Regions from separate parts of the Mus musculus genome. Here regions 1, 3 and 4 are each linked to region 2. The links are chromatin loops, found by intact Hi-C in ENCODE. Cell type or tissue: heart. All regions are shown on one strand.

What was found. A loop is a pair of places that touch in the nucleus more often than their neighbours do. Peaks named below come from ENCODE experiments on the same cell type or tissue, not always from the same donor. Only the 100,000 strongest peaks of a DNase experiment are listed, where the experiment ranks them.
Region 1: it touches region 2 in a loop (3-fold over the local background); 2 of 42 quality-filtered maps call a loop at or near these places.
Region 3: a loop joins it to region 2, with 3 times the contacts of the local background. A loop is called at or near these places in 6 of 42 quality-filtered maps.
Region 4: it touches region 2 in a loop (2.2-fold over the local background); 9 of 42 quality-filtered maps call a loop at or near these places.

Annotation. Positions count from the first base shown.
Region 1 is chr17:87,199,274-87,207,273 of GRCm38, reverse strand. Gm41647 (a long non-coding RNA gene) reads left to right here and starts at 297. Exons shown (of 3, transcript XR_877092.1): 1 at 297-408; 2 at 947-990; 3 at 1,086-1,253. In heart, a CTCF peak has its summit at 4,641; DNase peaks (open chromatin) are centred at 323, 3,823, 4,603 and 6,243; H3K27ac peaks cover 4,109 bases.
Region 2 is chr17:87,103,146-87,111,145 of GRCm38, reverse strand. It overlaps Socs5 (suppressor of cytokine signaling 5), which reads right to left and starts at 3,467. Exons shown (of 3, transcript NM_019654.2): 1 at 3,099-3,467. Gm30510 (a long non-coding RNA gene) reads left to right here and starts at 3,799. Exons shown (of 2, transcript XR_877091.1): 1 at 3,799-3,888. In heart, a CTCF peak has its summit at 3,318; DNase peaks (open chromatin) are centred at 3,835, 4,275 and 5,035; H3K4me3 peaks cover 2,802 bases; H3K27ac peaks cover 2,424 bases.
Region 3 is chr17:87,171,627-87,179,626 of GRCm38, reverse strand. No RefSeq gene overlaps it. Among named protein-coding and RNA genes, the nearest start is that of C330024C12Rik, 19 kb to the left of the region's middle. In heart, no CTCF peak of the experiment used is centred here; DNase peaks (open chromatin) are centred at 276, 3,466, 4,616, 5,516 and 2 weaker places; H3K4me3 peaks cover 309 bases; H3K27ac peaks cover 2,005 bases.
Region 4 is chr17:86,959,026-86,967,025 of GRCm38, reverse strand. It overlaps Rhoq (ras homolog family member Q), which reads right to left and starts at 3,915. Exons shown (of 5, transcript NM_145491.2): 1 at 3,279-3,915; 2 at 2,668-2,726. The coding sequence starts at 3,420. It overlaps LOC115488765, which reads right to left. Exons shown (of 3, transcript XM_030250169.1): 3 at 3,480-4,153. The coding sequence ends at 3,480. In heart, a CTCF peak has its summit at 4,524 (motif pointing left); DNase peaks (open chromatin) are centred at 2,295, 3,865, 4,565, 5,585 and 3 weaker places; H3K4me3 peaks cover 3,487 bases; H3K27ac peaks cover 4,343 bases.

The sequences.
Region 1 (8,000 bases), 96 kb before region 2:
CAAATATTCTTTCCTGTTCTGACTCAAGATCTTCACTCCAATCTGCCTCCTGAAACACTTTCTTGGACTATCATTGACAATGAATTCCTTTAAATCATCTAAGAAAACATGTGTAATCCACTGGAAATTTCAAGGCAATGAGTCATCACTCTTCTTGTCCCCCTCAAATTCCCATCTCTTATGTAAGGCTGAGTCACTTTTCAAGAGGTCCATGTGCCGCAGAAAAGAATCAGAAAGCTCTCAAGATGTGTGTGTGTGTGTGTGTGTGTGTGTGTGGAGGGGGGGTAGAGGCAGGGATGATGTCTGCAGCTTTGAGGGACCAGCAGCAGCACAGGATCTTCAAGGCCACAATCTCTCTGCTGCTGCTGCTGTGTCACTTTCTACACAGGGGAACATCTGACGGAGTTTGTAAGAGTGAACTGCTGTCTTGCTGCCAGGCTTGAGAGCACTGTCACTGGAGCCTGGGGAGGCCAGGCTGGATAGAGGGTGCCCCTGCTCCAATCCCACGTGCACTCCAGGGGACGGTTGAGAGCTTTGCCTTTGTTCTCTGCAGGGTTCAGAGGTCGATAAGACAGGTCCCGGGGTCATTCAGGGGAGCAGAATGAGGGAGCCCACTATTTGGAGGATGAGGTGGCTCACTGAGAGCTGACCATAAAATTGTCACACAGAAATCAAGCAGACAAAGGGGGAAGTCATCCCCAAAGGGAAGAGAATGAGCCCGAGGCCAGCGTGACTTACATATCTAAAGAAGTCCCTGTGACGTGTCTGGCTACAGGAGCAGTACAGGAAAAGAGATGGTCCCTAGTCATATGACCCATCCATTTTACTGGGTGGGGACAAAGATGCTGGCTGAGTCCTCCTGAAATCAACCTGTTTTGGTTGGGGAGGTGGGTGCCTTAGATTGTCGAGTGCCTTTAGTGGACATTGTCTTTTTTTCTGAGCCCAGGTACTTAGGACCAGCTTCCCGAGAACAGCGACTCCTGGGAAAAGGTAAGGGGAAGTACTCAGCGTTTTGTTTGTTTGTTTGTTTGTTTGTTTGTTTTTGTTTTTGTTTTTTAACTGAATGAGTGTAATTCTGTCCTTAGGTTTAACACAGCAGTCCCATGACCTTGTCTTATCTGAATATACTGCCCCCACCTCCCCAGTACAAGAGACGACATCCATCCGAAGCCAAGAATTCTGAGATCAGGAAGCTACCAACCTCTACCCTCTTGGGTCGGTCTGTGGGCCTCCAAAGGGGTGTCCCCAAGAAGGTGTCAGAACCCTTGCCTCATGTTTTTCTAACTTCATGGCCTTCCATTGAGATGGTCAATAACACCATGTGCACACGAAACACTTCACATGTGAGCGAGCTGCTGTAAGCGTCAAATGTGGGAGTTTTTAAAAAAGACTTAGGAAAAAATAAATAAAAACAGTACAATAATGATTTTCTATGCATCCAAGATTGCATGTTGAAACGATCATTTCTAGACATACTGGGTTAGATTAAACTATGGCTTTAAAATTAATTTCAACTGTGTCTTTTTACCTCTAGCCCCACCCCAAGGCCCACAAACAGAGACTGTCTTTCTTGCAAGAAGCCATGTTAATGCAGAGATACCCACAGGAAGGAGCCCACTTGAAAGGAGAGGTAAAGACTGGAGAGATTGGCAGCCACAAGCCAAGGAATAGCGTGGATTGTCCCTACTCTCAGAAGCTAGATGAGGATTTGAGGAGTAGGGAGGCTGCTCTGAAGCATTCAGAGGGAGAAACATGGCTAGACCCACATCTTGATTTCTGACATTCAGTCTCAATATGAGATGATTCTGTTTTGTTTTATTTGTTTGTTTTTTGAGACAGGGTCTGTGTGTAGTCTTGGCTGTCCTGGAACTTGCTTTGTAGACCAGGCTAGCCTGGAACTCATAGAGATCTGCCTGCCTCTACCTCCTAAGAGCGGGGATGAAAGGCGCGCACCATCACCACCTGGCCTAATTCTATTGTTTTAATCTACCCAGTTTGTGGTACTTCATTTTAGAAGCTGAAGGAAACTCTTGTACTCAGTATAAAAAAATACCACATTAGTGATTTCTATGAATTGCTGAACAATAATTCAGGATGTATTGAATATATTGAATTGAGTTAGCAAGGTTTAGGACACAAGTAAATTGTGATCACAACTCATATGGCTTATGTTATGTTTCTGTTGGGCAATGCTACTCAAGGGGGAACAATAATGTGAGATCTTGGGCTCTTCAGTTGGCAGAGGGGACTGGAAAGCCAGAAGAAGTCAAGAAATTAGCTTCCTTTCCACACAGGATAGGAATCTGAGGCTAGCCCCCCATCATCACAGCATCCCTCGATGGTCTTATCCAGGGAAGGCTGGCTACGGTGCAGGTGTAGAGCAGCCACAGTAGATACACCAGCCTCTCCTGAACTGGCTCTAACTAGAGCCTGGCATTCTGATTTCCAGAGCACTGGTTCTAGACTCAGCTGCGGCAAGGTTCTAGACTCTAGCATGCTCTGCCGGCTGTCAGCCTTGTGCCAATGGTGTCTTGGGGCGGGTCACACAAACAGCTCATCAGTGTGAGAATGCCGTGTGAGGGTGCAGCGATTGCTCAAGCCTCAGTACACACACAGCCCCCGCTTTCCGCTTGTAGGTGTGACAAGCATCCCACGGAGACATTGCCTATGAGTCCTTAGCTTACAGACTCCCAGGAGCCAGGACCTCTCACCTGGAGAAATGAGTTTACATCAAAGCGGGGTCTGGTGGCCATGTGTCCTGATGTCCACCCTCTCCTCTGACTGCTGCCTGGGAATCAGAGGGCCTGGCTACAGGCTGGGCTATGAAACCTCCCCAGTTCCCAGAGAGACAATAGAAAGACTCGTACTTCTGTCACATAGGCCCTGATTTCCACTCTTCGGAGCCACTGCCTGGATGTGTTTGTCGCAGGTGCCCGGGCCATGCTGTGATCTGTCTACCCATTGCAGGAACAGCTCTTATAATAAATCCCATGTCCTAACAATCCATCTAAGCCTCTCTCGAACCCACAGCCCAGACCTTTCCATTGTCTCCAGACTTGGTGGATGGAGTGAAACGTGGGGAAGAGAGAAGCCACCTGGCGCTTCGAGACGCCTGGTTGTCCTCTCTGCTTCTGAGATTCTGTCCCTGGGGAGTTGGTCCTGGCTAGGGTTTCAGCTCACTGCAGGGGTTAGATAGACAGCAGAACACTTTCTGCAGGTAGTTACTGAGTGCCGAGAGGCTGCACACAGTAGAGCGGCCGCTTCATGAGCCCTGGTGAAGGTGTTAGCTCTGGCTGTCTTCCTCTCTGTGGCCTTGGTGTGGACACTGACTTTCCAGAACAGTGAGCTGGTGGCTGGGGGAGTGAGTGAGGCTCTAGCTCCTGAACCGGTGTGTAAAGCAAGGTGAGGAGTCCCCACATATGTGGCTGCATGTGCCCATGTGCCAATCAGCTTGGATGGCTGCCTACAGGGCTGACTTTTCTCCCTGGGCCCAGCTTTGGTTCCCAGGCCTCCTTAGCCTTCTCCCCTTGTCTGTTCCTTATCTCTGGCTCTAGTGTCTAAAGAAAGAAAGAAAGAAAAAAGAGTTATATTGAACAGTCAGGGCTGTTCAGAGCCCGGAGTGCAATAAGTGTACAGCAGGGGATGGTGCCACTCCCACCCTCTGGGTCTGACGTCACAGCCTGCAGCTGGGCAGAGCCAGAGGGGTTCTTGGAGACCAGCCATGTCTACCACAGGTGTTCCCTGGCCTCCCACTCAGCCACCTTAGCCTCAGCTTGGGGAATTGAGACTAGTTGTTTGGATAGGTGGGGGTGGTGACAGAGAGGGACAAGCTTTTCTCGCTGCCCCTCCCCCAGCACCCCTCCCCCAGCGTTTACTTTAAATAGGAAACAGAAGGACAGGGTTTCACTTGGTCAGAAGGAGACCCAATGGCTGCTTTGGAAGACCCTACCCAGTACACAGTAGAATCAGCACTCCTGGGTGTTCTGGGGTGACCTTCCCCCAAATTCCAGAGGGGCCCAAATCACTGGCACTTTAGGTATCTTGGCTATATCCCTTTCCACCCTGGCAGTGGGGAAGTGGCTGGGCCTGGGTGGGAAGTGTCTCGGGATAGTCCAGGGCTGTTGGCAGCTTAGCCAGGCTGAGTGGTCATGGGCCAGCCTGCCCCTGTGGGCTCAGGTGTGCACCTAGGAGGGACCCAGCTTGAGACAGACATTTTCTTTCTGTCTTTCCAGCCCCAAGTTTTTTTATTATTAGATCTAGAAAAACTTTTTTTCCCTTTTTTCTTAAGTTCTTTGAAAAATCAAGATTGGCTTAAACACAAAATAATCATTCCTTTTTGAAGGTAGGGAAAAAAAACAGGAGAGAGAGAGAGAGAGAGAGGCAGAGAGAGAGAGAGAGAGAGAGAGAGAGAGAGAGAGATGACCTTTTGAGAATAATGCTTCATTTCCAAGCCAGCCTCCACCCCCACAGTTCCCAGCTCCTCTTGCTTAGGAGAAGGCTCTGCTTGGCGGTGACATGCAAGATTAAAACTGAGATAACAGCCCTGTGTTTCAAAGGCATTTCCCCAAGGGCCTGACTGCTCACAAGGCCTCTGGGGAGACCTAGGCCAACCTCCTGGCTCCGGCAGCTGGCCGCAAAACCAAGGCTGCTAGGCCTGTCCCGGAAGCCTGTGAGTCCCGAAGTTGGAGATCACCCTGTGGCTTAGAGGCCTGGCTGCAGGCCCTAGGCCTGCCTCGGCCAGGCTAGAAGCTATGTAAATAAGCACATTTGTCTCAAACAAACCTTGTTTTCTGAGGAATTGTATTCTCCTCAGGGGTATTAGCAATCAAAAGTCATTGCCCCTATGGGGTGTATGTGTGTGTGTGTGTGTGTGTGTGTGTGTCTGTGTGTATGTGTATGTATGTGTGTGTGTATATGTGTGTGTGTATGTGTATGTATGTGTGTGTATGTGTTTGTGTATATGTGTGTGTGTATGTATATGTGTGTGTATCTGTATGTATATGTGTATGTCTATGTGTATGTGTGTGTGCGCATGTGTGCGTGTGTGTGTGTGTATGTATGTTTATGTGTGTGTATATGTGTGTGTATGTGTGTGTGTATATGTGTATGTGTGTGTGTATGTGTGTGTGTATATGTGTATGTGTGTGTGTATGTGTGTGTGTATATGTGTATGTGTGTGTATGTGTGTGTATGTGTGTATGTATGTGTGTGTATGTGTGTATATGTATCTGTGTGTGTGTAAGTGTATGTGTGTATGTGTGTGTATGTGTGTGTATGTGTGTACATGTGTACGTGTGTGTATGTGTGTATATGTATCTGTGTGTGTGTAAGTGTATGTGTGTGTACATGTGTATGTGTGTGTGTACATGTGTATGTGTGTATATGTATCTGTGTGTGTGTGTGTGTGTGTGTGTGTGTGTGAAGTGTATGTGTGTGTGTGTGTATGTATGGGGGCACAGCTCCCTCTTTCCCTTGCTAATTAATTGGTGGCTGCTGTCATCTATTTGGTTCTTAGCCATCACAGGACGTTAGCGGTTTTATCTGAATGTTAACTCTTTGACCCCCAAGGCACAGGGCAGTGGCTTTCCTAATAAGCATTTGACTATATAAGGCCCCAAAGGGTAGTTTGCACAGATGCTACTGAAGGTACCACCAGTCGGGGATGTATCAATTGGCAGAGGTGTGTTAGGTATAGCTCAGGTCTGGGAGAAAAGAGGGAGTCTCATTCTAGACAAAGGACAGGCTGGGGAAACAGTCTGGAAGCCTCAGGACAGGAGATCGGGATATCAAAGGGCGCCAGAGTGAATGTGGAGCCAGCCCTACCAAGGCCATGCATCAAGGTGTGGGGCAGAGGGAGCCAGACATCTCATCAGACACTGGATCACCGTGGCAGGAGAAGAGCAAGCAGGCTCCAGGCTGTTTCACCAAGCTGAAAAGTGTTAGGAGAGCAACTGTGTATCAGTTCCTGCCCACCTCTCCCGCTCGGTGGCCGGCTGGCTCCAGGCCTGTTCCTTAGTTTCTACCTCTGTGGCAGAAGACAGGGAATGCTGAAGCACAGGGCAAGAGGACACCCACAGGGACTGTGCAAACAACACAGGCAGGACTCACTTCAGAAGGAGGGGCTGTTGAGGGACCACCAGCCAAGTCTCACCAGCTGAGTCCTGTCTTGGGCCACAGAGGCAGGTTTACTGCCAAAACCCAGCCTATTCCCAGTTGGCCAGGCTGCTCTGCCTCCTGGGGAGATCTAGAAAGTTCTTGGCAGATTGAGGCTGCCTTGGGAGATAGTGGCTGGCCCTTTCCCTCTTGCTTGTGTTTGGGATTAACATGTAGCCCTTGAACCCTTTTCATTTTTCTACTGAGATGGAAACTTGGCCAGGAGCCAAGCCTGAATATGCTTGCAGAGTGGCTGGGCTCAGGCCCAGCGCATGGTAATTGTGGTCATATGTGAGATGCTGGCTCAGTGGGCACTAGAGCTGAGAGATGGGGCCACCAGGCAGAGAGAAACTGAGGAGAGGCGAGTCATGTGGCCGTGGGCTCCTACCCTTGCCTTTCTGGTCCTTGGTTTCCCTGTTAAATTGTGGGATTGGCTTGTAGGACCTGGCTGATCTGAAAGTCTAGATGGCTTGAGACACAGACCACTTAGTTCCTTTGGAGCCCTTTTGGACTTAGCTCTGGTGTGACCTTCCACGTACACAGGACAGATGAGGTGGGAGGCTCCAGGACTGTGCCTCTGCTCTGCCTCATCGGTCTGAATATGTCCTCACAGGACACAGAAGGCCAGGGATTCTGAGCCACCACATAGGTACAGAACGCTTAATGGCATCCACTGTCCTAGGAAGAGGAGTTCCAGGTGGAAGAGGTCAGCAGAATGGGGGTGGAAATGTTTCAAGAAACATCTAAGCAGGAGTGTGTCCAAGACAAGCTCCACCAGCTGCCTTGTGGTGAGGGCAAAGCTGACTCCAGTTCTCCATCAGCCCTGGGCTGGGGCTGCCTCCCCTGTTTGACCTTATCCACACTTTAGGTTTGAATGAAAAAATAATAAAAAGGAAAGGACATGACTGGTCTGAGATATGGTAAAGGAGAAAGTTTATTGTAGATATGTGGAAGACAAAGTCAGAGGCAGTGACATCTAGGAGTGTCGAAAGAATGTGACCTGACTGGGCTAGGCAAAGTGAGGAGAGGGGAGAACAGGGGTGTGAAAGGGGAGAGGGGGGAGAGGGAAAGAGAGGGGAGAGGGGAGGGGCAGTTGCTGACTAAGAGGGGCAGCCTGGGCCAAAAGACTAGCCAAGAAAGTAGATGAAGAAAGACCAGGTAACCACAACGGTTAGATTTTCTACAGAAGGGCAGCTGGGAAAAGGGCAGCTCAGTGCCTGAACTGGAGAAGTTTAGGGTAGGGGGCAGAGTGTGCCAGCCAGGTGTGCCTGCTGTACCAGGGTCTGAGAGATGCTGAGAGAACCTGGAAGCCAGGTCTGCTTTGATATATTAAACGGGCCCCCTCAGCCATTTGTCCGTTTGTCCCAGGTGTGAGACCTAACAGGGTTGCCATTACCTCACCATGCTGGGGAAGACCCTCCAGTCAGCATTTCCTCTTGCCTCTGCTGTCCACGTCTCTTTCACTGCCCCCACCCCCTGCCCCCAGCAGCTTTCCCCTTCTCCTCTTGCTAGTTGTTATTCTTTGTAAAGTGCTACAACTCTCGGTGGGCCCTGCCAAGATGTCCCTCTGAGCAATCACACCATGCAACAGGCCTAGTATAAATAAGATTTACTGGGAAAGGATAGAGACAGAGATAGAGAGTTGGGGTAGCAAGCATCGCTCTTCTTAGATGCCTGGCTTGCACCTGGAGGCAGATGATGATGTAAGCTGTTGCTAGGTGGTTGTTGGGTGGAGCCTATTGGAATTGTCCAGTAAGCCAACACTCAACTCTTCAGAGACCTAGCAGAGAAGGGATGGCTTGGGAGGCAGGCCAACTTGCCTCTTTCAGTCCCAGGCGTCTATGATG
Region 2 (8,000 bases):
GGAGGGTGGAAGGGGGATGCACTTCAGAACAAAGACTGTCGTCTCACACAGATAGAAAGAACCTCCAAGAAGAGCCCCCAAAGCTATGTAGCATCTTCAGAGTATGTGACACTCTGCAGTGATTGGGAGGTAGCCATCCTCTCACAGATCCAGACAGGAGAGATCGGGGCCTTAAGGAAGCTGTAGTAACTGTTTATTTCATCAACAGATTTCTTTACATGTTCCCCTGCACACAAGGACAGCTTCTCACAGCTGCTCTCTGTGTGCACGTGGAGGAACCATCCAGAAACCTGCCAAAGGAGCACTTTTGGGGTAGCACTGCCTAAACGTCCCCCACCACTCAGAGAAATGGACACATTAACTTGACATGGAGATCTAATTAAAGTCTAAGGTAAGCCTGTCCTCTCCACTAAATGTCCAGTCAGGTAGTGATGGTTCCATTTGTGTACTCATCCAGGGCTTTGGGTTTTTTTGTTTTGTGTTTTGTTTTATTATAGCCTGAAAGAAAGCATTAGCACCAAGGAGGGAAAAAAGAAAGGCATACATCATAATTAAACCTAATGGAACACAGAAAATAATGTCTAGTATTTATTGTGCCCTCTCTATGTGCTAGGCACAGTTAATCCTCACCAACATGCCTTAAGGTAGCTACTTCCTTTGTCTTTTCTTTTCGTCTGAGACAGGATTTTACTATGTAGCCCTTGGCTGCCCCTTAACTAGCACCTATCCTGCCTCTGCCTCCCAAGTGCTGTGAGTATTGATTACTTGGGCACCACACCCAACCAGGGCAGCTGCGTGTTAAGTGGCTGAAATACAACTCCTGTCTCTGTTACAACTATGGCATAAATTATATTTTCATAATTATGTAAGTCTACTTCCTTTTAGAGGAACTGAAATCTACTTCGACATAAGAAAATCCCACAATTAGAAAATAATTCTCACACAATTCACTTAAAATACAAAAACCCTTTTGCATTCTAAAAGCCTCAATTAATTTTAGCCCAAAATAGAACACTTGCTTCATCTAAGATGCTCATGCAATATTTTAATCTGGGTGACAGTTTTGTCTCTTTGCAATGAGAAGAAACTTAGCATTTTCACTAATAATGCTAATAATTGTCTTTAACTTCAAATAAAAGCTTATGCAGTTCTGTATCACTTCGTGTAGAAAGCACTCAAAGTTCCCCATCATTACAACGGAACAGTATCACAATAACCCGGAAATCATTTATCGCTGGCACTAGGTGTCTTCAGAAACAATCACGATGGATGGGATAAAGTAGAAGACTAAGTGGACGCCACTCTAGCTAGGGTCAGGCCCTCCAATCCTGCTCCAAAGCAACCAGCAACTCAGTCCCTTCAGAAGCTCTGGGCCTCGATTCCCGATCCACAGGATAACCATCTCTACCTTCTACTCTTCCAGCTCGGAAAGAAATGACTCATCGGCCTCTCATTCTCTTTTTGTGAAAGTTATCACCATTACTTCACAGCCAGTAAACTGTTTTGCTGTAGGCCCACAATAGGAGACAGCCAGCCCACTCCCAACTGAAGAGGAAGGGAAAGCCCACCACTGCTGGCTCGCCAGAGATGATTCTCAAGGTGAATCATGCAGAAGCCATTATAATGTCAAAAGGTGTTATGTTTCAATATTTTAAGCTGCTGTTTTGTATGCCAGTACATTCTCCCTAAGGACAAACGGTAAAATTCAAGGACAATAAGAAGAAAAATATATAATTAACCACTACTTTTTCAAGAACTGGGAAGAACCATTAAAAATATTAGCACTTTTTTGCAGAAATGTTTTAATTAGCCAGCAAAGTAGCCTTCAGATTTTTTTTCCCCCTAAATGTTAAGGACTCCCTAATCAAGTGAGTTTTCATTTTGTAAGCCATAGGAAACTCAACAAATGTATGAAATTAGTAATACAGGTGTGAGTTTAACAGGAGACTACAGACTAGCTGTGCAATTCTCAGCTTACTCTTTCTAGTCCACAGACATGAAAAAGGTAACATCCCTGCAGGACAATCACAAAGGTGAACTCCAGACAACAGTCACCGCTTCCTGCTGTGTCTTCCTTCCGTTGCTAGGCCGATTTCAAAAAGGGACTATGAATCCGAGAGACTATTAAGATTAAAGTACGCATTTGACTAAATTCCCAACTGTTAGAACACTCGAGCTCATTTTAGCAGAGCCTTCTAACACCAGCATCTTTTTCATTTCATTCCTTAAAGAGAAACCATTTTTAAACTTCTATAGAACATGCAGTTCAATTTTACACGGCCCTGTAAAGAAACAGTTAAAAGCAAGCATGACTTAATCGTCTTCTAGGATAAATGTCAGTAAATCGTAATAGGACAGTCTAGCCTAGTGTTAACTTTGAAAGGAGCAGGCCTCCGGTGTAGATGAGAAGCTGCTGTAAGAATGTCAAGGTGTAGTTGGAAGAATGTCCAGGAGAACTGGTAACTGCCCAACCCCATCAAATATATACATACAATTTAAAATAAGGAATCACTGACGAAGTCCAGCAGCCAGCCACCTTTTGCTTGGAACACCAAAATAAAAAAATGCCAAAAGCTCGTGGCTGACCCCCATAGCCTTCAAAGTTGAGAACCAAACCAAGGGTATTCACGTTGTTCCTCAGCATCCTTCTGTCAATGCAACTCCCTCTCCACAAACTCACTCCGCTTCAGCTACTCGAATGCCCAAGTCCCAGCACCAAAGAACCATTTATTAAAAGCTCAAGGACTTGGAGCGGGGTCTTCCTTGCGGCCGCCTCCGCATCCTGTAATAACCACCCCAGGTTAAACCCCCCAGAGATGCTCCAGTCTTTTCCCGCATCCACGCTCCCCGGTCCTTCCTTCACGTCCCGGTAGACCTTTTATCGTCGCCCTTGAGGACCCTCAGGTCGGAGCTATGGAGCTCTTAGGTGACCTGCCTGGACCCCCTCTACCCTTGGCAGTGGGCACCGACGACCTCCCCCACCCAGTCTCGACCCACCACGACCCCGATGACGAATGCCCTCCTATCGGCCCCAGACGACCCCTTCTTCCCCTTAGGTGTCCCGACTCCCACCGAAAAGCAATTCCTCCGAGACGTACCGAGAGCCTACTGCGAGTAAGCTCCCACTACGCGCGGCGGCACCGTGCGCAGGGGCTCAACGCCCCGGCTTGTCTTCCTCTTCCCGGCGGATCCATCCCGGCCCGAGGGCCGTGCCGCCTGCGCCGAGGTGCGGAGGCGCCCACCGGAGGAGGACTGCGCCGGGGGAAAACGGGGACCCGGGCAAGGAGAGGCGGCCGCTTGAGGGCAGGCGCCGGGCGACCGCGGGGGACACTCAGCGGCCGGGACACGCGCGGCGGCCTCATCCAGGGCACCTGCGGCCAGGCAAGGATGGGCCGGGGCAGCGCAGTCAGCGACAGGGCGAGCGCGACCGCCCGCGCGTCCCGTCCTCCGCTCCTGCCGGGCCGGCGGCGCAGCCTCGCTTCCTCCGGACGGAGCCCGGGGACCCCAGCTCGGCCGGATGCCCCCGCCAGCCCCCACCCCTTCCCGGCCGCCTCCCCCTCGTCACCCTCTCCCCTCCCCCCGCCCCCCCAGCCCCCCACCGGAATGGAAAATACCTCCCGGGGTGGGGGGCGGGCTGGGCCACGCCTCTCTGAAGGGCAGCCTACCGTGACCAATGGCAGGCGGGGCTCCAGGTGGGCGGGACTCCCGGCGGCCAATCCAGAGGCGGGTAGGTGAAGGCCGGAGGAGGGAGGCTGGGAGCTAAAGAGGGGAGGCCGGCGAGTTAAGGAGGTCCGGCCGCGCTGGTGCGTGCTGTGCGCGGCTGCCATTTTGGAGTCGGGCAGCTGAGACAAGCGGCCGGGTTCGGCCGAAGAGGGAGGAGCCAGTCAGGTGGGAGAGAGGCTGACACGTGGGCGGGGTGGGCGGGGCCAAGCGGGCTCGGACTGGAGGGGAGGGGGAGAGGCCCGGGAGGCTAGGAGGCTGGAGAGGGTCACGTGGCCGTGGAACGGGCTAGGGGTGGGCGCTCGGGTGGAAGGTCAACCCGAGGTGCGGGTGGGGAGTAGCTTTGTTCCTTTGGGCTCCGTTAGGGAGACCAAGGGGAAAATGCTGAATGGAGGTTGCGAGTGCCGGGTAGGAAAAAAATGTGAATGAGTCTCCCTAGCTCCCTTCAGCATGGAGCCATCCGAGTCACTGAATTCCAATATTCAACGGGAAACCGGGCACCTCATTGAATTCAACTCTTCCTATCCAGGCTCTCAGCTGCCACGAAGATGAGTCATACACGAGGGGAGGGGTGTTGTCGCTTCCTCTCTTTGCTTGCATTTTATGTGGATCGCCCCGGCCGTGGAAATGACAGCAAGGACAGAGAAGTGAATGGGGGGTTGTGATACCCGCGAGACTCCTCAGCTGCCCCTTTAGAACCGTGGTTACCACCGCTTCTTGGCCTTTTGGCTAAGATCAAGTGTAGAACCGTGGTTACCACTCGTAAGCTAACTGGCCACTTCTTAGACATACTACTTTCCGGTGCTCAGACAAAAAGACTTGTTTACTTCATGATTCAAATACAGTAGTCTGTTCCCCCTGCGTATCTCCCCAAAGTGGTCCTTCTATCAGCGGCATACACATAGGGTCACACACACCTTAGTCCGGTTTGTTTGAAACAGTCTCACTGTATAGCCTAGCATGATTTGGAACGCAATATGTAGCCCAAGCTGTCTTCTAGGTAATGGTGCTCCTACTTCAACCTGCTGAATATTGAGATTTTTGACCACCTTTAGTCTTTAATGCTTTGCAGTGGGACCGGCAGACTACCTTTTTCTTGAAGGCTTTTCTTAGACTCTTTTCAGCCCCACCCTACCTTTCTTAACATTGTACACCCTCAGATTGCTTTCTCAGTTATTTTTCAACTGTCTGTTCTCTTTGACTCCTTGAGAGTAGCAGGTTCTGGCCCTCAGCCCTCTTATTTGGAAGGCACACAGTGCACAGGAGATGATCTAGCCATTCAGATAGAATCACGGATGGACGTCCGGCGTCCGGTCAGTGAGGGCCAGATCTGCATTCCTAAGCAGCTTTTAGCCGCTCTACTTGTCTATTGGAGTAAGTTCCACATTGGAACCCATACTTTCCGAACTTCCCCAAGCCTTCTCCTCCTCTGTTCCTTGTATTGTTTTACAGTACCACATTAGCTTTCTCTCCAGAGCTCTTGGAACCAGAGAACAAGCCTCTCTCCACTTTCTTACTGCTCCAGCATCTCCCTATCTGCTATAATTTGGACCTGGGATGTTCTTCACAGGCCTATGAATTACTCTTGGTCCTTGGCATGAAGGTGGTGTACCCTTTAAAAGACAGAGAGGCTAGTGGGAAGCTTTAGGTCATGGAGGGGGGTTATAGTGAGTTGTGAGACCCTCATCCTTTTGCTTCACTTCCTGTGCAGGATGCGAGCAGTTTTGTTCTACAGGCTCTGCCCTCTTCTAGTGAGCTTTAGCTGTTAGCCTGACACACCTCAGCATTATCTGAAAGGAAGCTCACATGGAGGACTACCTTGATCAGCTTGGCTCTTGGATGTGTCTGTCAGCATTTTCTTGGTTGCTCATTGTTGTAGGAGGGCCCAGCCCTTCTTGGCCTTGCATCCCCTGGGCAGTGAACTTGTCAGTCTTTCTATGAGAAAGGCAGCTAGCCTTCCTACGCTCATCATTGCAGTGCTGTAAACCTGACCGACACACTTCTCATGGTGTCACACTGACCACTGATCGTATGAGCTAAGCGCCGTCTCTCCATTTTGCCACCTTCGCTTCCTCCCTTGTGCCATTTAATCATTAGGCCAATATTTATTCAGCATTTTAGTATTAGCTCAAGATGTAATGGTCAACAAAACTGACAAGGTTGCTGATGGGGCAACACAAACCATATGCGAGTAAATTAATAACTCGGTAAGCCAGGAGTGACATGCGTTCCAAAAACCAAAACAGGAGAAGCTAGCAGGACCTCTGAGTTGTTCCTGGGCTTCTCACTGCAGGTGCCCTGCCTGCCTCTTGCTTCTCCTCAGAGGGGACTGCCCAGGTTCTCACCTGCTCTTGGGTTGTTCTCCTTCATCTGCTCAGGGTGTGTCCTGTTTCTATCTCTGATGCCTAAGTGAGAATCCTCCACATAGATGGTAAGCTGTTCTTGCCTCGGATCAGGATCACGGGGGACACTGAAGAGTTTGTTTGTTAGCTACTCTGTAGCCCTAAAACTCATGCTGGTCTTCCTGTCTCATCCTCTTGAGTGCAGAGATTACAGCTATGAGCCACCATGTCCAGCAGGGGTAATGCTATCCATCTCTGTGCCTGTACAGTGCCTCGGCTCAGAATAGATGCTCACCGTGAGTGTTCATTGAATCGTGAGTGCCCTGATGCTCGAGTCAGGCTACCACAAGAGCAGCCCTAGCCCAACGCAGAAGGCAAGGCTCACACGCTGAGTGTGGTAGTGGGGATGTTTAGAGGTAGAAGACAGGATGATGAATGAATGGATTCACCTGGCTTGGTGCCTTCTAGACCTAGAATTCCATGATGTTGTACTCCACGCATGACAGCATTTGCTTCATGTGTACTCCTTACTCGGCAGTGCCAAGCACACGTGGTCAATTTAGAAGTACCCTTTGTTTCACATGGCAAGCCTCAAACCCGAAGAACTGTGGGTGCATTGCCAGGACAGGCCCTGCAGGAGGTCTCAGTGGCCACTTCACTTTGTGTTTCCAAGCCCTTGGGTATTGCACCCCAACAGGGAACAAGCTGTTGCCAGTTCCATCATAGTCTTTGTAATTAAATCCAAGTCTGGCAGAGGGCAGTGCATAATTATGAAGTATTATTATGGTTTTTATCATTATTAGGCACCCAGCTGCCCAGCCCAGGAAACCACAGTAGTAAAACACTGAGAACCGAGCTCCTCTCCCAGCTGGCATGAATAAATACCAGGTGTATTGGCACAGAGCTTTGCAGCTCCACACTCAACGAGATGAGACCTTCTGTCCCCTCCTCTTGGGGAGATCCAATTTTGAATGAATGGAGAAAGGAAATACAAACACAGACCTTTGCCATCACCCCTGAATCAAATTCATTTTTCTACATCTCCCGAGAACAGTTTCTTCTCATCTGCATATTTATTGCATAAATCTTTTCCAACTTTATCCTTGACCTGTACACTTCCTGAACATTATTCTCCAAATCTCCTGAGAGCGTGTGGGATTTGTGAGGGCTTGCGAGGGGTACAAAGAAGGGATGCCCAGAAAGCACAGCCGTGTGTGCAGTGAGCTCCTCCTCCTCCTCCTCCATGTGTGCAGTGAGCTCCTCCCCCATGTGTGCAGTGAGCTCCTCCCCCATGTGTGCTGTGAGCTCCTCCTCCCCCATGTGTGCAGCGAGCAACTCCTCCTCCTTGTGTGCTGTGAGCTCCTCCCCCATGTGTGCAGCGAGCTCCTCCCCCATTTGTGCAGTGAGCTTCTCCTCCTCCTCCATGTGTGCAGTGAGCTCCTCCCCCATGTATGCAGCAAGCTCCTCCCCCATGTGTGCAGTGAGCTCCTCCTCCTCCTCCATGTGTACAGTGAGCTCCTCCCCCATGTGTGCAGTGAGCTCCTCCCCCATGTGTGCAGTGAGCTCCTCCCCCATGTGTGCAGTGAGCTCCTCCCCCATGTGTACAGTGAGCTCCTCCCCTATATGTGCTGTGAGCTCCTCCTCCTCCGTGTGTGCAGTGAGCTCCTCCCCCATGTGTGCTGTGAGCTCCTCCTCCTCCATGTGTGCAGTGAGCTCCTCCCCCATGTATGCAGCGAGCTCCTCCCCTATATGTGCTGAGCTCCTCCTCCTCCATGTGTGCAGTGAGCTCCTCCCCAATGTGTTCTGTGAGCTCCTCCCCCATGTGTGCATCGAGCTCCTCCCCCATGTGTGCAGCGAGCTCCTTCCCCATATGTGCAGTGAGCTCCTCCTCAGTGCTGTGCTTGGTATTTGCACTCACGGTAGCTGACTCCATCTGCA
Region 3 (8,000 bases), 68 kb before region 2:
CTTCCCACCCCCAGCCTCTCAAAGCCCCCACCCCCACAGTGAGCTAGGTAGAGAGAGTTGCAGCCAGGGCTGCTGGGGTAGACCCTATACCCTGCATATGTCCTTGGGAATCTCAAGATCAGGTGGGTGGGGCTGTGTTCCTGGCAGGACAAACAGTCCTGGTTCTAAAGGCCCCAGAGGCCAGGACAGAGTTTTAAATAGTCAGCAACAGGCCGACGGTGTTGTCAGCGTTGACTGAATCAGGTTTAATTGTTGGTTGGTGCTGAAATGATGAATGGGAGGAGGCTTTAAATAGGAACCCTAAGTGTTTCAGCCTCTCCCTGGGTGGGAACTCACTCCAAGTGCGTGTGTCTCCTATTCAAAGAGTCCCCTGGAGGCAGAGGCTGTGGGCGGCACCGGGCCCAGTTCCTCCTGCTTCCTAGGGGTGGGCTAGGAGTTCCTGGACAGAGATCCAAGAAGGGCCTGCTGGGGGCTGGAGAAGGAGAGCTTGCTGATTTAGTAATCCCTAGATCAACCCATCTAGCCATCTGTCATTTTTCTCACTGAGCCTGCCCCGTCACAGTCCCCACGGTGGCGCACCTGCTGCCTCCCGGCTTCACTCTGTACCCTGTTCATCTGAGGAGGTGTCTGCAGAGAAAGCAGGTTTACAACTGGAGTCCAAACTCAAATGTCTTGGCTCTGTTCCCAAGCTAGCTTCCCTAGGCTCTCAATGTCTTTGTTGGATAACCTGAGGAATGGCCCAGTGAAGCCCAGGAGAGGCGTGGAGATGGTCAGCTGAGCATCTGCGCTGTTGCTGTCAAAAGGAGCTCGGGCTGCAAAGGGTTCTCAAGCCCCTCCCCCACCTCACAGCCTGCTGGGGTTGTTGGGGATCAGGGGGAGAGGATCTAGAAGGAAAGACAGTTTCCAAGAACAGGCAGAGACCCCCCAAGCAGATGGCAGGTTCTGCATATTGCTTGCTAAAAGTCCCCTGCACTTGAGGCTGAGTCGAGGGCCACCTTCCCACAGATTCCTCGCTTCACTCCTAGCTGCGGTCCCTGCAGGTACTAGTGGTCTGTACACTCACGCCTTGGCTCTCTTTGAGAATGTGTGAATGTGTGCTGCCTCTCTGCCCTCGGTATCTCTTGAGTTTCACCACTGATGCTCATGTTAGGGGTTCGAATCTCTCTTCTCAGGTTGAGGGTTTGAAGCTGACCCTGGGTGCATGTGACTGTATGTGACTGTATAATGACAAAGGTTTTTCTTTTCCTTTTTTTTTTCTAATGTTGGGTGCCTTCAGAGATTGTTCTGGTTGAATCTGCTAAGATAAAAACAGACAGTAAATTGACAGGAGAAAAGGCACAGGTGTCAAAACTTTGTAATACATCAAACAGGCCAGGTGGAGGCTGCAGAGGGGGCTCTTCAGTTAAGAGGACTTGCTGTTCTTACAGAGAACTGAATTTAGATCCCAGCACTCAGAAGGTCACTCACACCATCTGTAACTTCAGGTCCAGAGGATCCAATGCTCTTTTCTGGAATGCCATACACAGCATGCAAATGGGCAAAATACCCACACACATAAAATACAAATAAATCATTTTTAAAATTTTTTTTATTTTAAAAAAAGTGGGGGGCAGGTGGCTAAAGTTTAAACGTCATGCTGGATTACAGAGAAGTCTCAACTAGGGGCTTGGGATTCTAGGGAACGGGGAGAAGAGAAGTGCTTCAGGGCGAGCAAAGATTCTAGAATAGAAGGTTACTTGAAGCAGGTCTCTGTGGGCAAGCTGTCTGATCTCTGGTCCCCTTTTCTTTTGAGTTCAGTGAGGGACTAGAGAGGAAACCATGAAAACTGCAACTCCCCTGAAGAAAATCTCCCTCACAGACAATGCCCCAGAGAGCTTCTTTCCCTCCAGGATGGGGGGGGGGGAAGGGGGGGGCAGGGGGGAGTGGGGGGGGGGGAGAAAGGAGACACAGAAGCAGAGGCTGAAGAGGCCCCAGTCCTTTAGTTCAAAGTCCTTGGTGCACCAAAGCTTCATGCTCTGGAGTATTTTCTGAGCCCCAACATTATCTTTAGTTAAGGTTTTTTGTTTATTTATTTGTTTGTTTGTCCCCCCCCCACCCCCATTAAAAGGCTCACAGGAGCCCAGGTACAAGAGAGTAGGCTTCTGAAGAGAAAAGCAGACAGTCTTGCCAACCGTAGTGGAAGGGTGGGAAGATGAGGAGCCAGGATGCTGCTTAGCTAACCAGGGTAGCTGTGCTGTGCCGTGGCGTACAGAGCCCTCTCAGCCTGTCATCACCTGCTCCCCCAAACTCAGGAACACCCACTTCTGATGAAGGAAGAAATGGAAGGAACTGTAGTCTGTAATGCCCACCCAGGAAAGGAGAAACCAGGGCTTGGTGAGGCTCGTGAGGCTATGGCAGACACCACTGGCTGGCCGATTGCATGTAGGCCGTGGGTGAAGGGTTCCAGACATGCTCTTTCCAGATCCTTAACCACCCAGCACGGAGGACGACGTAATCCTTCCCCTTTGATGGTGGTCCCAAAGCACTGAGAAATGTGCCCACACATCCCGCAGCTAGGAAGTGAGAGGCAAGGCTGGGCTCCCACACTCCACTGGTCTTAGTCTTGGAAAAGTAGTCACGGCCAAGTGCAGAGATAGGGAATTTTTCCTCTCTGCCTGAAGTTAGGTTTAGGTCTCATGTGATTCATGGGTAGAAATGACAAGGGGACAAAGATTAGCTCACCCCACCCTCAGAAGCTTTGCACACGAGCTTTCCTCAGAGAACGGAGAGGCACTCAGACAAAGGATGAACTTGTAGCCCAAGTACTGAGGAAGGAAGTCCTAGAACTGGGGACAGACAGAGGCTCAACTCAAAGCACATCCTGGTTCCACCACTGACCTACCCACTCTGTGAGAGGCACTGACTGTTTACTCTCTCTGGGTCATCGTTTCCATGTTTGTAAAAATGGCAAAACCAGGCTGTGGGTGAGGGAGCTGTGGGGGACTTTGAGCTATGTAGTAGGGTGCAAACGTACTTCTGCTGTGGCCCCCGATGTGGGCAGACCCTGGATCCCAGCCACTGGGGCATGGACCAGGGGACACTGGTCACTCCTTGTAGCTCAGTGTGACTTTATTCCCCACATTGACTACAGACATTTAGTGTCGGAAACCAAATACACAGGTGGGCATGTGCCAGGGCTGGGGAGGAAACGGGCTGAGAGCTTTCTGTCGGGTTGCCTGCAGATCATGGCCTCTGTTGGAATTCTTTTTGGAGGTGAGCCCTGGGGTAGGAAGGACAAACCTTAGGATCTGTCTGACGGCAAGCTCTTCTTTCAGTTCCTTCTCAGGGCTCCACACACGGCCCTGACAGCGCCATGTATGCGTCTGGGAGAGAAACGGGAACCGACAGTGGCCAGGCCACATTCCCTACCCCTCTTCCCACAGAGGCGTCCAGAGCAGAGGAGTCGGCCCTCTCTCCAGTGCCAAAATAAACTTGCATTGTTTCCAGCTGCACAAGAGGTCTCAAATGAATTGGTGTTTGCCAAACCCTAAAAGGAAGGAGGGCTGAGGGAGGGGAGGGGGTGCCGGGATCGAGGGAGCACCCCCTTGCTGCCCTTCCAACCCCAGATTTCTCCTGGCTTTCAGAATCCTCCATATAAGCAAACCCTAAAGCGAATCCTGAGGCACACCAGGAACACCCAGGCCTGAAGGAGACAAGGAAGGACCCATCACTCCCTTCTGCTGAGTGACAGCTACCTTCTCAGTCCTTAGTTCCACAGGCATGAGTGGGCTTAGGAGTATATATTCAGTAACTTGGGTTCAGAAGGTGAATCTGCCAATCATTTGCTGTGTGGCCTGGCCAGACAGCTCACCTCTCAGAGTACTTGTTTCCTATAGGTAAAATGGGATCATGACTGCAGTATGTAGAACGGCTGTCCTGAGGGCCAAGTCAGTTGATGCACTGAAGGGCTTAGAGTAGTGGAGTCAACATGCGTTATTTATTATGTAGCTGGTAGTAACTATAATATTGTTTTAAGCTTCTGAACAATATTGAGTGATAGTTATTGTTAAATAAAAAAATACTACAGCCAAGCTTTGAAGAGTGGGGGGCAAGAGAGGTAGAGGTACCATTTTAAGGCGCAGGTTCTGAGCCCCATCCCTACAGTAGCTCATTTGAGATGGGGGCGGGGGTTCTCACAGGGCTTCCCAGTTCAGATGCCAAAAGGCCGGAAGACCTGGAAATGGGAGCGGGCCAAAGCCACAGGCCATGCAGAGCCACAGGCCACAGATATTTCCCTAGACTCTATAGGCTGAGGATTAAAGCCACAGGCATGCATATCTCCCTAGAGTTTACAGGCTCATCTGTGATCTAGCTGGACCTGGCTGACCACTGAAGTCTTAGCCTCCTATTGGCAGCTCCAGGCTCCTTAGCTTCAGATCATTCATCTAGACTAAATGCCTGCAGCTTGGGCCCCACTCTGAGAGAGCTTCATCTACACAGTTGGACCCCAAGCCCTGCACAGCTGGCCTCGCTTTTCCACACAGATGACTTAGTGAAGCTGAGTCAGAGAGGGCCAGGCCTTGACTCCTGGCTCAGGCACTAACTTGATGGGTGACTGAGGCTGCTCTTCTGAGCCTCAGCTTTCTTGTGTGTGACACTGAGCCCTAGCATCCAAGGGACTTATTTAAGACAACTCACCGCGGCATGTGCTTGAAGGCATCAGCCCCTCTCCGTCTTCTCATCTCCAGATAGGTGCTCCCTCCCTGCTTGCCCACGTGGTCTTGACCACAGGACCACGCATCCTGGCCAGGATCCCGGCTTTCATTCTGATATGAATTTTCTGCATGTCATCCCTAATGAAAGACGAATAACTCATGTGTTTGTTTCATTAAATGCTGCCCCCACAAAAGTGTGGGCTTGTGCGAGCTCCAGAGACTGTCAACTGGAAGATAACTCAGAATTCCTCATAAATCACACAATTTCATTTTGCTGCCAAGACTGTCAACTTTCTTTGCCTTGAATAAAGGAGGAGGTGTTGCTGGGCCAGGGTGGGGTCAGACCTGCTGGCTAGTCTGGGTTCTGTTAGCTAACCCTGGACAGGAGCAGACTTCCTCGAGTCTCCAAGCTCATGGGTCCACTGCTAAAACTGTGTGGCGTTCATGTGTTGGGGTCTGCAGGATTCCTTTCCTTTTCCAGTTCTAAGACTCTGGAACTTGGTCTTTCCTTCACCTGAACCTCCCTCTTCCCCATCCCAGCCTCCCCATCATAGTCCTCTTCCCTCCTGTCCTCCCACAGGCACTCTCTCTCCTGTCAATCAGGTCAAATCAGCCCAGACTGTGAAGAAAGAAAAAAAAAAATCTCTGCATTCCTGGCGGACGACAATCTTCCAATGCCCCTTATTGCAAAACCATCCCTTCTCTGGGGTGGAAAGAAGGGCAGCCAAAAATCTGTGTTTCTGTCTTGGGGTTCAGGAAGGAGCAAGGGAAGCTTTGTTTGTGGAGCTGAGGAGAGATAAATTTAGAAGTCAGAAGATGGTCTCTTCCTGGGCTATGGCTTTAGAAAGAGTTCCCAGGGCAGCCCAGGAGCATCTGGGCCAGCAGTGGAACACAGGGCTCTGTGGGCAGTGGGAGAATTGGCAGTGGCTGCAGAGCAGAGAGGAGGATCTCTGGGGAAACTTCTGGGAGGTAACCAAAACTAGTTCAAGCTAGTTTCTAGGGGGAGGGAGGGACTGGGAAGCTAAAATGTCTTGATTCTTTACTACCAGGTCATCTGACTAAGAGCGAGAGATAGAATAGATCAGGAAGGCTGCTGAGAACAGGACTGAAAAGCAGAGAGGTGAAGAAGAGAAAGTGGGACAAAGATGGGGACAGAGGGACAGGGATGGGGAGAGAGGGACAAGGATGGAGGGACAGAGGGACAAGGAAAGAACGTAAAAGAAAGAGGAAAGGAGGAAGATGGGTAGCAATGAAGGAGATGGGGAAGGAGCAGAAAGGACAGAGGGTGGAAGCAGATGATCTAGTTGCCATCTTAGGGTCATCCTCCCTGGCGGTGTGCGGGGCATGCATGTCATGCACCAGCCTAGGGCTGCAGTGATCTCTCAGCATCCACGCTTCTGGGCCATTGCTGATGTATGGGTTCCCAAGAAAATTAGGTTCATCACACTGCTCAGAAAACAAATGGAAAATCCGAATCCTGGACCTTTCAAAGATGTGGCAGTTTCCATGTGGCTGGTAGACCCCTGTAACATGATTAGATATGGACATGATAGAACTTAAAAATGCTGAATGCATTACATTTCCCATGAAATCATTCAAAATGCTATACATAATCTCTGGGATGCACTGAACCTATATAAAACGTGGAGAAGCTAACCTCTTTACAATAACAGTAGAACGCAGGGAGGTGTACTATATTCATGGATGCATACTACATGGAATATTCACACAAAAAAACATTGTCTAGTGTCTGCTCTTAAAATCTAATCATTTTATACACATGCAGGATAAGTTTGGGTACATACTGTCTTAGGGTTTCCATTGCTATGAGGAGACACTGTGACCAAGGCTACTCTGATAAAGACAAACATTTAATTGGGGCTGACTTATAGTTTCAGAGCTTTAGTCCATTATCATCATAGTACTGAGCATGGCAGCATCCAGGAATGTCCACACGGACAAGGAGCTGAGAGTTCTGTATCATAATTGGAAGGCAACCAGGAGAAGAATGTCTCCCATGTGGCTAGGAAGAGGGTCTTAAAGTCCACCCCCACGATGACACATTTCCTCCAACAAGGCCATACCTCCTAATAGTGCCACTTCCTGGGTCAAGCATATTCAAACCACTATACATACTTTTGCTGCAAATATAAATGATTACTTAAAATTTTTTCTTTTTCTCAGTACTCATTGATAATATGTATATTGATCATATATCAATGGAAACTTTTTTTGCATGTCACTTTTATACCCAGCAATCTTGTTAAACTCGGGCTAATCATATTTGTACATACTTAGATTTTTCTATCCACAGAATGTATCTAAATATATATTTAAAGTTTACTTTCCCAACCCTTAAAATGTATTTTCTTTCTTTATTGAGGTGGGCTGGGTGAGAGTAATTACCTTTGTCTTGTTCCCCATCACAAAGGCAGGGAACTGACAAGATGACCCCAGGAGTCCTTCCCAAGGCAAAGCTCTTGTATTTTCTTCATGATCACCTTTCTGTTTAAGGCAGCTGCTCTTAGCTACATAGATTTTCCTAGTCTAGGATAAGAATGGTAGTTTATATCTAGTCTTTTGATAGTTGCATTTCTGTGCCTAAATGTAGGAGAATGTGAGGTCTGACTGATTGATTATTTTGTAACATTTTATACTGGTTGAGTCATTTCCTTCCCAAACTCTCAAATCATTTCTGGTTCACATTTTGGACCATGACTAATCTTCCTAAGAACTGAAATAACAGGGAGATTGGCTCTGCCCTCTCCTTTTTAATACAATGCTCTTTGAACTCCCTAAGGGTCGGAGAGACCAACAGTAGCTTTGCTTCTATATCTAAACCTGCCTGAAAGACGTCGTGCCCACTGGGCTATTCTGTTTTTGCAAGGCTGTCCAAGTTATGTTTAGGTTTCAGAACACCAGCTATGGCACCACTAGGCTCGCCAGCACTTGCCTTCCTTCAGCAGAGAATGCCCAATGCTTTTCTTGGTTGCTGATGTGACAAACAGCTATTGGAAGAATGTATGTTGAGTGTTGAAGACAGTGTTTGTATTGTATAGTGTTCCTCATATAAGGACATGGACTATATTTATTCTGTAATTTGAAATCAGCATAAGTGGATGCTCCTGCTGAACCTGTCTGTGTGGGGTCACATTTCCTAGGATATCCTACGATGGTTATTAGATAGGCTCCCACAGCCTATAAATATTGTTCTTCTGGGTTTTGTTCATGAAAGCAATGCTTGCTTCTCTGATGGAAAGCAAGCTATTGTCAAGGGAAGAAAGGAATCCCATCTAACATGTAAAG
Region 4 (8,000 bases), 140 kb after region 2:
AACTCGTCCATAGCAGAACACAGTAATTTCTTGTAATATCATTTGCACGCCTACTATACACAAAGAACTGTTCGTGCCAACTGTTTTTGCAAAGGTTAATGAATTTAAGACAGCCTACATCCCTGCAGTGGAGATCCTAATTATCCACATTTTACTATTACAGAGAAAGTAAATAAATTCAGTTAGAATTGCATGCCTAGTATAGGTAGAGATATGACCCCAAGGTGTTTTAGTCCCAAAGTCCGCAGATGTCCCTCTTTTTCTATCTGGCCTAAAATCCCTGACATCTGAGTGTATGTATGTATGTATGTATGTATGTATGTATGTATGTATGTATATTTGTTTACCATTATTACTATCATCATAAAAGGAATCTGGAAAATATTTATAGAGAGATAGAGTCTTAGCAATCAGCACAGAAACATACATAAGACACATGAGCAATCATGTGATCCAGACGCTTACATACACTCCTACCAGCAGCAGTGATCCCATAACTTCAATGTTTTCTTTTGCACGCCCCCAGATGGCTACTTAGCATGATATGACAGCCCTACCATTTTGTCTGATAATGGCTACCTTTTCGTACTACAGATGAAAGTATCAATAACGTTAGCCCAAAATCCTAAGTGTTCATCTGTGGTACTTAACATCGTGTGATGTGTGACCCCCTGATCACACCCTCCCCATCCACACCCAGACAACTGCCACCAAGAGGATGGCTGTAAAACTTCAGGCATACAAACAATCTGACCGACCCCGGGGCACCTCGGTACTTCCCAGGACCCCACTGGAGTGGCACGGGGTCCTTTATCTCGGCAGCAAGCTTTTGTAAGCTGTGTGAGCTTAGATGTACATACACGTGCATGTGGTTGCCCCGGTCTCTGCTATGCAGAAGGCAAATATTAAGTGGGCTTGCTGAGTAAAGTACATGTTTAAAACACGACCATTGCAACAACAAGATGAGGTAGATTAAGAAATTAAAAATTGGGAACTTTCTTCTCCAAAAACTGTTTCAACTATTGTCAACTCCCTGTCTATCAACAGCACCGCTCGGAAGTCGGAGGTACTTGACTGCTGTCCACTCCTTGCCCTCCAAAATGGATGAAAGGGGTGTTGGTGGGGTTAAAGAATAACCAAAACAGGCCCTAGAAGTTGAGAATCACACACACACACACACACACACACACACACACACACAGCACTGGCCTGAGCCACTTCAGTGAAAGGGGTGTCCTCCCCTTTGCACTGCTGGCAGGTCTCCATTCTCAGATGTCCCTCTAACTCAGTGCTCCTCAACCTTCCTATTCTGTTCCCCGTTAACACAGCTCCTCCTGTTGCTGTGACCCCCAACCATAAAGTTATTTTGTTGCTATTTCATAACTGTGATTTTGCTACTGTTATGACTCTTAATGTAAACATTTGATGCTTAGGATAGCTGATAGTGATCCCTTCCCGACAGGCTGAGAACCACTGCTCTAACAGTTGAGAAATCGGGGCCAAATCAAGCCTCTCCCACCTCCCCAAAAACCCACAAAATATTTCTAGACATGAGTATAGAATCTGAGAGCGTACGATGCTAAAAGGCAGATCTAATCAAACACATATTTAGCATATCGTATCTGGTGGTATTTCTCTCCCCCTGGGCCCCACCCCACCCCACCTCCATCTTCAGCCCCCTGTTCACAACTAAAGCGCAAAGACTGGAGTCACTGTTCACCGTTCAATGGCTCGCGCATCCTCAGGGCTCTCAAGCCTGCATAAGACACAGCAACTTCCAAAGACTTCAGAGCACACTGCAGAGCTGAATTCTGCGAAACCATCACCTTAGTCAGCCCCAGAAGAAAGAAAGTGGGTCTGGCAAGACAGTGGAGCTAGGTTAGGGAGACAGAACCCCCAAGAAAACCCCTTAACCCTACAGGAGAACAGTCTGACCCTTCAGTTTGCCAGCACTAGCCAGAGACTGCAGAAAGACGCGTTCCTTTCCTTTCTGCACATAATCTCTCCAAAGAAAACACAAAGTCACCTGGCCCTCCAGGGGGAAGAAAGCTTCCTCCAAGACTCCAGCTGAACTCTTAACCCTGCCGCCCCAACCCCAGGGAGTGGCTGACGGTTGTTGTTTCTTTTCTTTTTCCCTGTGCTCCTCTGGTAACACCACAAATTACGTTTTCAGGGACTGGAGTCCCAGAGTGCAATGATGTTGTAATAAACACAACCAGGACCAAACGCCTTCCCAGCCTCTTAGATGATGCCATTTCCCACCAATCAGGCTCCTCGGGCAGGCAGACCACTCACCAATGAGGGCCCAGACAGAGGCTGCGAGGGGGAGACCTGGTCATCAGCAACTAAAAATAAGAACGCTTTACCATTGGCTGCTGCCACTTTGCAACAGGAGTTGGGACCCACTCACCAGGCAACACACGTAAAGACCCATACAGTCAAAAACTTTTCACATCGCGGGGTTCACGCTGGTCTGCGTTTTCTTTTGGGTTTGTTTCCTTAATTTGCTGACTTAAGAAAAAAAAAACCAACCTGATCTTGAGGCAGCCCCCCCCCCCAAAACACACCCTCCCACCTAGACACCTCAGTTTCCAAAGGCCCTCCACAGCCACACAGAATTGGCGAGAGATGGGGGTAAGGGAACCGGCCAGAAGCCAAAACACTCACCTGTCCAGCTGTGTCATAGAGTCCCAAGAGGTACTGCTTGCCCCCCACGGTGACGCTGACTGCAAGGACAGAAGTGGGGGGTGGGGAGAGAAGCTCACAGTGATCTGAGATCTAGCACTTTGGCTCCCCACAGTAACCTCCTTTCCCAAATACTGGGAAGCATGTGGGTGCTCCCCAGGAGACAACATTCCCCTTTTATCCGAGTCCACTTCACTGCCAAGTTGCATGAGATATAGGTGTAATGTGGCCCCTGCCATCCACTCCCCCCCCCCCCCAAACCCTGTAGCCACGTCTACTAGTGTTCCCAGATGTTTCCCCTACAGGGGTTTCGGGCAGTAAGGGAAGAGGCAGCTGGAAGGTCAAGAAGGGCGCTCAGGGGACTGAAAAGTGTGGGAGACGGGGCGAAGGGGGAGATAGGAATGGGGTGGGAGTTGCTGCGAGGGGTGGGGTGACCAGAGGCACAGCTTGGGGGGGGGGGTGAAGCCGCCAGGCAGAGGGCACGGCGGGGGAGGGGAGCACGCTCAGGGGAGGCAAGCCAGGGGGCTCAGCCAAAGTTGCTCCAAAGTTCCCAGCCGGGGATCAGCCCCTTAGTCAGCAGGGCAGAGGCGTACCTGCGTAGTGGTCGAAGACAGTGGGCACGTACTCCTCGGGGAAGGCGTCGTTGGCATAGCTCATGAGCAGGCACGTCTTGCCCACCGCCCCGTCGCCGACCACCACGCACTTCAGCATCAGCGCGCCGGGCCCGTGAGCCATGCTGCGGCCGGCCGGCCTCGGGGCATGGTCCCCCCGGAGCCCCCGCCCTGGCCCCGGGCTCAGCCCCAGCCCGCTTGGGGGGTCCGCCGTCGCCGCCGCTCGGCGCAGCAGGGCCGCCCTCCCGGCCCCATGCAGCGGTTCCCCTGACCGGAGGAGAAGGTGCGGCGGGCCCGGGGCGCAGCCGCCGCCGCTTCGATCTCTGCCCCGCTCCCCGCCCTGGCCCGGCTCGCCGCGCCCGCCTGCTGGCCCCGCCGCTCGGCGCCCGAACCCGCTCCCCGGCCCGGCCTCCCCAGGAGGATCCGCCGGATCATAAGACCGTCCGGCCCCAGGGGAGTCGGCAACTTTGGGGAGGGCGGCGGAGGGGAGGGGCCAGGCGGCTCTGCCCGCCCCGCGCCGCTCCGGCCCCCGCCCTCCTGGGCCGGTGAAGGGGGGTGGGGGAGGGCGGTCCGGGCGGCTCCGGAGTGCGGCGCGCCCCGCGCCCGCGCCCGCCGTGCGCTCCTGCCGCTCACCCAAGCTTGACTCCCTGGGAGTCGGGCGCGGAGGCCGAGGAGGAGGCGCCCTGTATCCGGGAGGATGGGGGCTGGGGGAGGGGCTCTTGGGCAGCCGCTAGGAAGGAGCCCAGGGCTCCTCGCGAAAGTGCGGCCAAAGCCCGGAAGCGTCCGCAGGCCCCGGTGCCCGGAGGAGACGTGAAGGCCTTTCGGGGAATCACGACGACTTCCACGGTGACGCAATTCTGCAACATTATACAGATGTGTATATTTAAATTCTGCCTGGAAGGCAGGAGCCATCTCGTCGGCCTGCAAGTGCTCCACGCAACTAGAAATCAGGAACAGCGGCCAAGAGGGTTATAAATATAATTAATAACAATAATTAGAAAGGTGTGCGGAGGCTGGGAGGGTGGTGGGTCTCGGAACTGGAAAACTGAGACTTCTGGCTTATTGCTTGCTCCTCAGCATCACTACCCCACGCTTTTCGCAGCACGAGCTTGAGTCATTTTCTATGAAATCGGTGACTAAGAGATGCAGCATATTGCACCCCCAACCAGCCACAAAGGGGCGAGCCCTTGTCAGGAGACCACAGATGTTATTTGTGCTCCCCCTGGAGGCGACATCGTCCGAGGCTTCCTTTCGCTTCCAAGCGTCTCTCCAAAAGTATTCAATTGTGATCCCTGAGGTATGATGTAGCCTCGCGCTCTGAGACTTGGCCAGTGATTCAGGACCAACCCTGCGCCTCTGTCTGGCAAGTCCGGAAACACTTGTCTGGCCAGGGCCAGTTAGTTGTGTGGCCGAGTGCTGCTTTAAATGTACGGTCTTGGTTCGAAGGCTCACTCTGCGCTGACTGACCCCACACCGCAGCCTACCCCCAAGCTTGCTGACAGGGAAGTCCTTTCCTCTCACCAATTCATAGTGGTAGAAAATGCTGTGTTGAGAGGTGCGTGGGTCACTCATACCCTTGCCCCCGGGATTTAGGTGGGGGAAACTGGGACCAGTGAAGTGGTTACCAAAAGGTTCCCTGTCACTCCCGGTGTTCAAGGGCCACCTGGGGAGATGCCTACTGTGATGCCCTCATTTCACTTCCACGAACCCTGGACGCCAGTTTTCAAGTCATAATCCTGATTTCAATTCGACCAGGAAGATTTCAAATAGTATTTAACGTTCCTTGTGAACGTAGGGGAACATCTCTCCATACCCTGTCCATTGCATTCGAGTGGAGGTACTTGCATTGACTACACTAATAAATCTGAAAGTTACTTCATACATTCTGAAAGGTTAGGAAAGGCACCACACTATCTTGAAGTCAGGTCTTGACACTTTCCCGTGAAGGAGAAGAGAGCAAGGTTTGCTGCTTGCATCACCATTAGCTCTGGCTGTGTTTGCGAAGACTAGTATTCTGAAAGGAGGAAATGTGGAAAGGTTAAAGAGCTGTAGGAGCCAGCTCTGCCGGAAAGCTGAACTTGGTCCAAGCACCACAAGTTAGTAGCATGGCTGGCTGCCTTTCTCTAGGCCTGTTTTCTGCTTTAAAAAAAAAAAAAAATGTGAGCTCATCTTACAGGGACCCCGGGTCCTGGATGGCTTGTGAGAAGCTCTGAGACTCTCAGAGTACACTCCGAGTTGGGGACTGATGTGGGATGAATCATGTGGTGGTGACTTCATTGGCGACAGTGACCTCATTCCCTTGGCCCACAGTGATGCCAGACAGACTGCCAAGAATATTAGAGCTCTGGGGACAGTCACACCTGGTGGATGTGGGGGCGGGGCGGGCCCACTCTAGAACACTGCCTTGACAGTCCATGCACTCTTCAACTGGAATAGTTAGACCTCTGCAAGACCCTCAGTTTCCCATGGGCAAAAAAGAGAATGCCCAAGTGGTAAAACAGAACAAAACCAAAAACAGTTCTCAAATGTCAAGGACTCGGGCACAGGAAACAACTTTGTTTCTGGGCATCCCAGAGGCCTCTGCTCTTTTCCTTTTGTTTGAACTGTGAACACTGAAACAGACACAGGTCTGTGTGAGAACAGTGAGCCCGTCTAGGCCGCCTTCTCTTTTTCCTCTACTCCTTCCTTCCTCCTCCTCATTCAATATTCCACTTAACAAGCATGAATTGAGGTCGACTAGAAGCCAGGCTTTCTTCCTGGGCAGGGGACATCGAGCTGGCAAGTCACAGTCACTAGAGGGGGAGCGGGAAGGAGCTGATGGGAAAACAGATAGTTGCTACATAATGTAATCAGTACTGTGGGAGGGAATAAAGAACAGACTTCTGGAGGAGCCGGGGAGGCAGCAGCGCATAGCTGTGGGTGTGCTGTGGAAGGATTTGCAAAGTTACGGTATGATTGGCCTGGGGCTCTGAGGTCATAGGAAGAGGCCTGGGGAAAGCAGACAGTGCATGCTGGCCGAGGAAGGGCAGCGCAGAACTTCTCGGGCATTCGGATCATCTGAAGTGGACAGGTTATTTGTCAAACCTTATCCCGCTGGGCTGCGTACATTCAGAGAACGTATCTCCATCTCGATAGCAAGAGACAAAGGCATCATGTAGGTGAGCAGAGGTCCTAAAAGCAAGGGCATGGTGAACAAGGGAGTGATTGGCCGCGTGCTGCTGTGTGCGGTACCTGTGTGTCACTCAGTACTTGGTGGTCAGCGATGGAGATAATCTTACTTTATTTCTGAAATGACTCTGCAAGATAAGACTCGTGGACTCGTAGACAGCTATTAGTCCATCTGCCTAGGTCAGCACCATTTGCCTCACGTCTGCCATCAGGCGCTTTGACTGGAGGCTTTCCTCTTACACATCCTGCCTGAGTCCCCACCCCCCTTTTAAGTTTGTGACCCTCCTGTCCCTGAGTCCTTACTGGCTCCTTCAGATGGGCAGATTGAACTATTTCAGCTCTCCTTTTTGCCGAATGAGTTGAAGTTAGTTTTTAGCCTCTGATAACCAAAGGAATTCTGACTCTTATCGTGTTCGCATGATAGCCAAGGTAAGAAACACACAAAGACAGTCAGAACCTTGCTCAGTCTCCCAGCTGAGTAGCAGGGCTAGGGTTTGAAAGGTGCGCTTCCAAGCTCATGCTACTTGCTGTGTGTTCCATGACAAAACAGCAAAGATAGCAGATAAGGAAAATGACAGATCTCGGCCTGTCACTTGAGGCCACTCAGGGCCTAGGGTATGGGTTTGGAGACTAGAGCTAAGGTCAGGCAGAGTTGGGGAGAGAGTGTGTAAGAGCAAGCAATGGATTGCCATGAGCATGAAGAAGAGAGTGAGGCTCAAGAATGGTCACATGACAGTATCCATGGAGTTTGGTAACAGCCTGAGGAGGGTTTACATCTTCTGTTTGCCACTCTGACCAGCAGGTTTTCCTTGACTAATTAAACTAAAGCCTTAGACTTCATCTGATAATTTAAATTCACTTCATCCTTAAGCCAGTCAGGGTAGCCAGTGAAATGCTGGGTGGCTTTTACCTAACACTGGGGCTATACTCCATTCATAAAACCATCATCGTGAGAAGGGGTTGGGACCCTTTGGATGTCTTCAGCCTTTACTTCCGAGGCCCAGCCTTCATTCTGACTAGATTCTGTAATTCTGACGTGATAGACAGCAGTTAAGAAGGAGAATCTCTGCCGGAGAGGCATCCATCACATCTTGGTTGCTGCTCAGCCGAGTCCCTAGGTCTTCCGAAGGTGCAGTGGAAATGACAGCTTCAATGGGAGATGTGTGTGTCAGGTCCAGTGTGGAGGTAGACAAGATGGAGCCCAGGCTCACTCCAAACCTCTGTGGTGTCTCCCTTCCCTCCCTGAAGCTCATTCTGAGAAGTGATCAATAAGGAAGTAAAACGATTGTCTCCTTCCACACTGTCCCTGTCTTCAGATGGAGCCACATAAGCACGGAGGTGTCTCCTGCCACCCGCACTCTACTGACAAGTCACAGCCTCTGGCCACGTATCAGACCTGTGCTTCCCCTTCCTACACACTCTTGCCTTCCCGTCTGCATCCCTTTTTCTGGTAACATACATTGTACCGAATTTTGAGCTGAGGTACTAATGGCTTAAACATGGTGTCGAGTTCTTAAAAGTCGTTGGACCTTAATG